2 separate regions of the Mus musculus genome follow, and region 1 is linked to region 2. The links are chromatin contacts, found by Hi-C or POLR2A ChIA-PET in ENCODE. All regions are on one chromosome and are shown on one strand. The core of a region is the stretch at or near the end of the contact, and the rest is flanking DNA. Distances in the headings are between cores, read along the strand shown. Region 1 holds the start of Prox1os (prospero homeobox 1, opposite strand). Region 2 holds the start of Ptpn14 (protein tyrosine phosphatase, non-receptor type 14).

Region 1 (3,277 bases), core at 569-3,068, 440 kb after region 2:
TGCACCTGTCTTTCTTGACACAACACACCTGTCCAGCCCTGTCCATGTGCGTTCTGTTAACAGACTTTTGCCTGACTGGTTTAGGAGAGGAAATGATTTTTTTTTTTTTTTTTTAACAGAGGGGCATGGGAAGGGGGTGGTAAAAAAGCAGGCAGAACTCGGAAAGGGAGAACAAGAGGGAGACTCTGAGAGAGGAGGCCACCCTGGGCTTGTTCTGTTTTCATTAGCTTAAGGAGACAACACAGATCTTCTAGGAAAAATAGAAGCAAGCAGGTGCGGTTCCAGCCTTCCCCGAGGCAGAGAAGGGCTCTGGGCTGCCAAGAACAGCGTTTCGCGCTCCAACCAGCAACCTTGGGCTACTTAAGACTGTCTCTCAGCCCCTCCTTCGGCTTCTGCTCTGAGCCGCCAGGAAGACTCAACTTCCCAAGAAGCTAGGCAGGGGTGGGAGAGTCTGAGTGTGGCTCGCTGCTCTCCCCCGGCCCCCATCGCTCTCTGCATAGGCGCTCAGTTTAGCAGGACTAACCGGCTGGCGCAGCAAAGGCAACGACAACTTGCTCAGCTGGACTTTGGGTGAGGTCTACCGCCCCCCTCCCCGTCTCTTCCCCTTGTCTGTTCAGGCAAGATAGCAGCTCTCCCCCTTCCTCCCGCCCTCCTCGTCCTTCTTCTCAGCAACAATCACTCTCACCTCTCCACTCTGCTGGGCTCTTCTCCTCCCTCCCCAGTCCTAGGAACTGGGGCAGCAGAGTAGCGGCACTCAGCGAGGCCAGGGCGCAGCTGCCCACCACCCAAGCGTGCCAGTAATGGCTGGGAGCTTCTTCTCGTCTATGGGCGGCCCAAGCACAACCCGACCCCGGGCCGGCCCTCTTCGGTGCGGCGTCCAGGTCGCCCCACTAGCGACCCCTGAGGCTCTCGGGCAAACTCCCCCTACTCAGTGCTTCCCAGCGCGGCGCAAGCAGACTGGGTGGACTGGCACCGCGCTCGCTCCTCCGTACCGGACCGTCCCCCAACTCGTCTCTCCTCTGTTGCAGAGCTGGGTGCAAGCTCCCGGCGCTGAGCACACAGAGGAAAGTCACCGGGCGCCCCCTCCTCCCCGCCCTCTTCCCCACGGCCGGCCCTCTGCCCCGGGTTAAAAAAGGAGAAGTGAAAGGTATGCAAACAGCAAGCAAATAGGGAAAGCCGGGAAGAAAGGCAGCTAGAATAAACAAGACAAAGGGAGAAGGACTCGGGGACAGGCCCTGGAGTTTCAACTCCCGGAGAAGAAAAAGAAGAAGCTGGGAAGATTGCAAGAAAAAAAAAATCTAGAAGAACAACAACCAAAAGGGACTCATCCCCCTCGCGGCCCCCTCCCCTGAAAAGAGTGCAAGAAAAATAAAGAAATAAAAATAATACAAAATAAAAGAAAGCCAGAGCCTCAGCGCATCCCAGACACAGTACACAAAAGGTGACAAGATCAGCGACAAGTCCAGCAACACCAGCCTCCCCCCATCGCCACCATCATCCCAGTCACCGGCAGGCGCGAGAAAGAAATAAAAGCCAAGCAGGTCACTTACTCTTCGTTTACTGGGAGGAGCGGAGCTCGGAGTTCCACTGAGCCTCCTGCTTAGAAAACTGTTTTTAGAGGCTATTTGATCACGATTCATGTAAATAACACCATTTTCCCCCTTGGAAAAAGAATGTTTACACGGGTGTGAGTAACGGGAGGCTCTTCTCTCTCTTTCCCATTCAAGAACGAGCCAGTGCGAGCGATTCTGGAAAAGGGGAGGGGACAGCAACCGGGTGAAGATACTTACGCGGTGCGGGCAGCAGCGGGGCGCAGCCACTCTCTCTCTTTCTCTCTCTCTTTCTTTTCACTCTCTCTCTCTCTCCCCCTCTCTTCTTCTCTTGCGGGCAGAGAAGAAACCCACGCGCGCACGCGGTGATGTCTTACTGGTGATAATTGGCCCAGGGGTCGGTGAGTCTGTGCGGGAGCGAGTGATCTGGGCGAGTGCTGAGAGGCGAGGGGAGAAAGGAGGGAGGGGAGGGGAGAGGCGCGCAGGGCAGAGCCGGGAGCCCGGGGAAAGAAGGGGAGAGAGAGCGGAGAAGGCGGCGAGGGCTGGAGCGCGGAGCGGTGGCCCGAGGAGCAGCGGGCACGGCGGAGAGGCTTGTGTGCGCCGCGCGGCTTCCCCGGCTGCAGTGGCCGTCGCTTTCCCAGCGCTCTCTCAGCTGAGGGCTCCGCTCCACAACAAGATTTACTTTAAGACACAGCTGAAGGAAACAGGAAGACTGCACGTCACAGTCCCACTGACGTACCCGGTCCCAGCACCCAATCGCGAGGCGCCTTCGGATTCAAGGGGGGATAGCGAGGCAAGAGAACTTGTGAGGAAAAAAATATACATATATATAAAAGGGGTGGGGGTGAGGGGCTGGGGAGAGAGGAGGAGAGGGGGGCCCAGCGCTCCCCCGCCCGGGCCACCAGCCCCGGCCCCCACCCCGCCCTGCCACTGCTTGGGGCGCCTGGATCGCCGCGCCCCGGCCGCCGCGAGCCATCTGCGGGCGTTGTGCACCGCGGCGCCCGGCTCACACTTGCTCTTCCAGGACGCAGGTCTTTTTTTTTTTTTTTTTTTTTTTTCCATTTCACTGACACAGATGATGGAGTTCTCCCAGCGGCCGGGAGCACTCCCCAGACTGGGATGGAGGAAGGCTCGGAAAAGTATACAGGATAAAAAAAAGTGGATATTTTAAGGGTCGGGGTGGCATAAAGGGCGGAATGTTGTGGGGGGGGGGCACAACTCGTTCTGCTTTGGAAATGATCATAGATAGTATCAATAGGACCAGTCACCCTAGTTTCCTTTTAAAGAGGATGAGCAAACACAGGTAGGCTTAGGTTTTAAAAAATAAATAAGTGCCAGAGATTTCACACTGGGGCCGCTAAGTCTGATATTAAAAACCTCTACCCGCACTGGCTGAGTCCCAGTCAATCAGACCTCAGAATTTATAGGAATTCGCCCCCGATTACCTTTAAAAGTATTATTTCAATTGTAGGCATAGTGACCACATATGCTATAAACATCGTTTCTGGCCACCCTTCTCCAGTTCGCACATCCCTACATGGCCAAAGAAACTAGTTCGATATAGGATTCACATGATTTCGAAGTCTGAATGACAAACTTAAAAGTTTATTGGGCAAGACATCTCAGACTCTAATACTTAAAGCCACATAAAACACACGTTGGTTTGACATCTTGGGTGAAAATTAGCAGCAAGGTTTCTTCAGATAACGTGGCTCTTAAAGAGGGCC
Region 2 (3,075 bases), core at 393-2,892:
TCAAACGCCTGCGGCTGAGAGCAGCTCTTCTGCAGCCTGGGTCCTTTAGGCCACCTCAGCAGTAGGTGTTCCCTGGTGATGCTGACCCCTCTTTTCTGCTGCCTGAATCCTCACTAAGGGATCGTGATTGTCACGCTAGGCTGTGTGGAATGCTGCCCACACTGAGCCTTGACATAAAGCTATTCCTGAAGGCTGGTTGGAAACTCCTCAAAGCCCTCTCCTTGATATTTTGAAAGACTCAGCCTCCTTTGCTTTCCATCCACCCCATTTTGCCCCCTCCACGCCCCCCCCCCCCCGTCCTCTTTTATTCTTCTTGGTTCTGTAGAAGAACACTCAGAAGCCAGTTATTAACAGACTTGCTCTGTGGGCACAGAGATCTTTCTTTCTTGTTTTGAGGTAGGGTCTTGCTATGTAGTCTAGGCCAGCCTCGAACTTGTGATTTTTCCTGTCTCTGCCTCCAGAGTTGGCATGAGCCATTTTGATAGGATAAGGCCTGGAAGTTTTGTGTCCCTTGCCTGTACAGTGAAGTAATTTAATGATATTTTGGGTGACAAGGACTTCAGGGTCCTTGAAAGGACTGGTCTTAAGATTTCAGGAAGAGAACAGATGCCAAGACATGCAAAGCACCTTAAAAATATAGGCAACTCCTTTCACTTCACAATTACTAAACCCAAGGATCAGGGGTAGGGGGCTGGGATCTTCCTGAGTTAACCACTGGGCCAGCAACTCCGCGGGGCCTAATACAGGTTTCCTTGCCCGGCCGAGTGCCTTTTCCATTACACTGGCTGCGCCTCAGTAACCCCACCTCCGAAAGTGCTAACGCAGTTCCCTCCCAGTGCCTACCCAGGCGGGGTGGGGCCCCCTCCGTGGCATGGAACAAACCGGGAAAACCACATATTCCAACTTCCAGCACACAAAGGCTGGTTGGCCGTGGGGGCGGGGTGGGAGGACCGGAGCTAAGACTCACTACTCAGAGATCCTAGGATTCTGAGGAGAGCTTCTAGATTGCCTTCTCAAGGAGGCCACCCTACTTTGTCCCGTGTCTCCTGGGCGGTGGCGGCATGGGGGCATCCTGCTTGGAGACCTCCCTCAAATAAATGGCCTGTTCTAGCTCCAGTGTCCCACCCCTTAGCTGCCCACGGAAATCTTGGAGGGACGGTCTTTTCCTTTCCTCTTTCCCCTCCGCCTCCTAAGCGTCACACAGTTTGGTTGATTTGGGTCATCGCCCCCTCTCCACTTCCAGTCTATCTCACTCCGGGCACTTTCCTTTAGTCCACCGTCCCACACCTTGGTAGGGAAAACGCGCTCCAAAGCTAGCCCATTAAAAGTGCACGACTTCTGCCCGGCCGGCCGAAGGAGCTCCCGCAGCCTGGCATTCCTCGGATTCCAGCGCTGTGACGTCCCTGGGGACCGTGCGCCCGCAGCGGGGGAGCCCGGGCTCCTCTTTTCAGCGCAGGGCGCGCGTCCCCGAGGCTGGCGCGCGCCCTCCCCGGACGCATTCCTGGCCCGCCCAGCGAGCGCCCCGCGCGCTCCCCGCCTCCTGGCCCCCAGCACTGCGGAGCAGAGCCCGGGGCGGGGGAGCGCGGCCAGCGGCGCCTGCTCGTCCCCTCCCACCCGGCCCCTTCCTCCGCCCTCCCCGGCCGCTCGCGCTTCCTGGCGCTCGGGCTCTCCGGAGGCTCAAGTTCTGCACAACTTCTCCCGGCTGCCCAGCGCCTCGGCCGCGGGCCCGGCCAGCTAGCTGCGCTCCTCGGCTCAGCCGTCTCGTCCACAGGGCAGGTCCTCGTGGAGCATCTGGTACCAAGTGGCCGCTGGCGGTCCCTCTCTGCGCCCCACCTCTCTGATCGCCCGGGTCCCCTCGCGTGGGACGGCGGTGCTTAGGTTCTTGGCCCTTTCTCCTCCCCGGTGCGCCCGGCGCGCCGGCCGCTGCGTAACCCTCCCTGCGCCCCTCCTCTGCCAGCTCCTGGAAGCCAGTGGTGGGGACCCAGACTCCCTGATGGTCAACGTGCGGCACCCGGGGCACTCCCGGGCCATGTAAGCAGGTAAGCTAGCCGGTCGGGAGCAGATACTCCAGGCAGAGCCAACTTCGTTCGCCGCCGGGGACGCCGGGATGCGCGGTGGGGGCGCCAGGTGGCCGGCCGCCGGTTCTCTTCGCTAGCAGTGCTCGCTCGTCCGGGATTGAGCTGGAAGGGGAGCGCGGTCTGGGACTCGGATTCAGCCAAAACATCGCCTCCAGCTCCTGTTGTGTTTGCGAGCAGGGGAACAGAGCGCAGAGCCCAAAGCTTGTCCTGTGCCTCTGTGGGCACTGGGTTTGTGAGGGGGTTCTTGTGCCCTCTCCCCAATACCTCAGCCTTGATACCAAACTCCTGAGTCTCTTGGCCCCGGCTTGGGTGATCCTTACAGGCGCGCAGGGAAAAATACCTTCATCTCAGACCAATCTCCAACTCGAACTTTGCAAGTTCTGAGAGTTAACAGCCCCTTTCCCACGTGACGCCACATCTAGTTTTAAATCTTTGGGAATGGTTTTCCTATCTTTTCTGGGAGGAATTGATGTGCGCTGTCACTATCCCGCTTTGCCCTTCTTCCTTTGGTTTGAGGAGATATTGGGGTCTTGAGTTTAGTTGGTTCACGGATTAGCTGGGTCCTACTTAGGCGAGTTCAGACTGCTGCTGAATGGGTGTATGTATGGTCAATTTCCAAAATGCGTTAATTTCTTGAAATGGATTTCCTCCCTCATTAATTCAACAAACTCAGTGGTGAGTCTTCCCCTGTGCTAAGAGATCACATTACAAGAGTCTGCAGCACCCTGCAGGCAGCCGTGGGCGGATGGGGACATGTGCTGTGAGAGAGGGGTTCTGAGACTCTTGGGAAGGCCAGGCCCTGGAGGAAAGGGGTTACCTTCGTTGAGGGAATGATGCTCAACTTAGGAGTGGTTGAGGGACCGCATTCCAGAGGAGGGAACAGCTTGGGCAAAGTGAGGGGCGCGGAGAGGGGCGTGCAGAAAGTCTTGGAGAGCGACCTGGTGGCTGGCTGGGCATGTATGGGCAGGTTGGTGCAATGTTGCTGGCATAGTTAGCC

The links. A loop is a pair of places that touch in the nucleus more often than their neighbours do. ChIA-PET counts read pairs that join two places held with the same protein, here RNA polymerase II (POLR2A).
Region 1: a map of mouse embryonic stem cell shows a loop between it and region 2 (4-fold over the local background). The contact joins the promoter of Prox1os here to the promoter of Ptpn14 in region 2. A Hi-C loop is called at or near these places in 2 of 37 maps with a recorded cell type or tissue (ES-E14 and mouse embryonic stem cell). POLR2A ChIA-PET finds 5 or more read pairs at or near these places in 1 of 5 experiments (embryonic stem cell).

The regions. Positions count from the first base shown.
Region 1 is chr1:190,168,478-190,171,754 of GRCm38, forward strand. Prox1os (prospero homeobox 1, opposite strand) reads left to right here and starts at 1,819. Exons shown (of 2, transcript NR_151620.1): 1 at 1,819-1,951. Prox1 (prospero homeobox 1) reads right to left here and starts at 2,350. Exons shown (of 5, transcript NM_008937.3): 1 at 1,791-2,350.
Region 2 is chr1:189,726,626-189,729,700 of GRCm38, forward strand. It overlaps Ptpn14 (protein tyrosine phosphatase, non-receptor type 14), which reads left to right and starts at 1,643. Exons shown (of 19, transcript NM_008976.2): 1 at 1,643-2,039.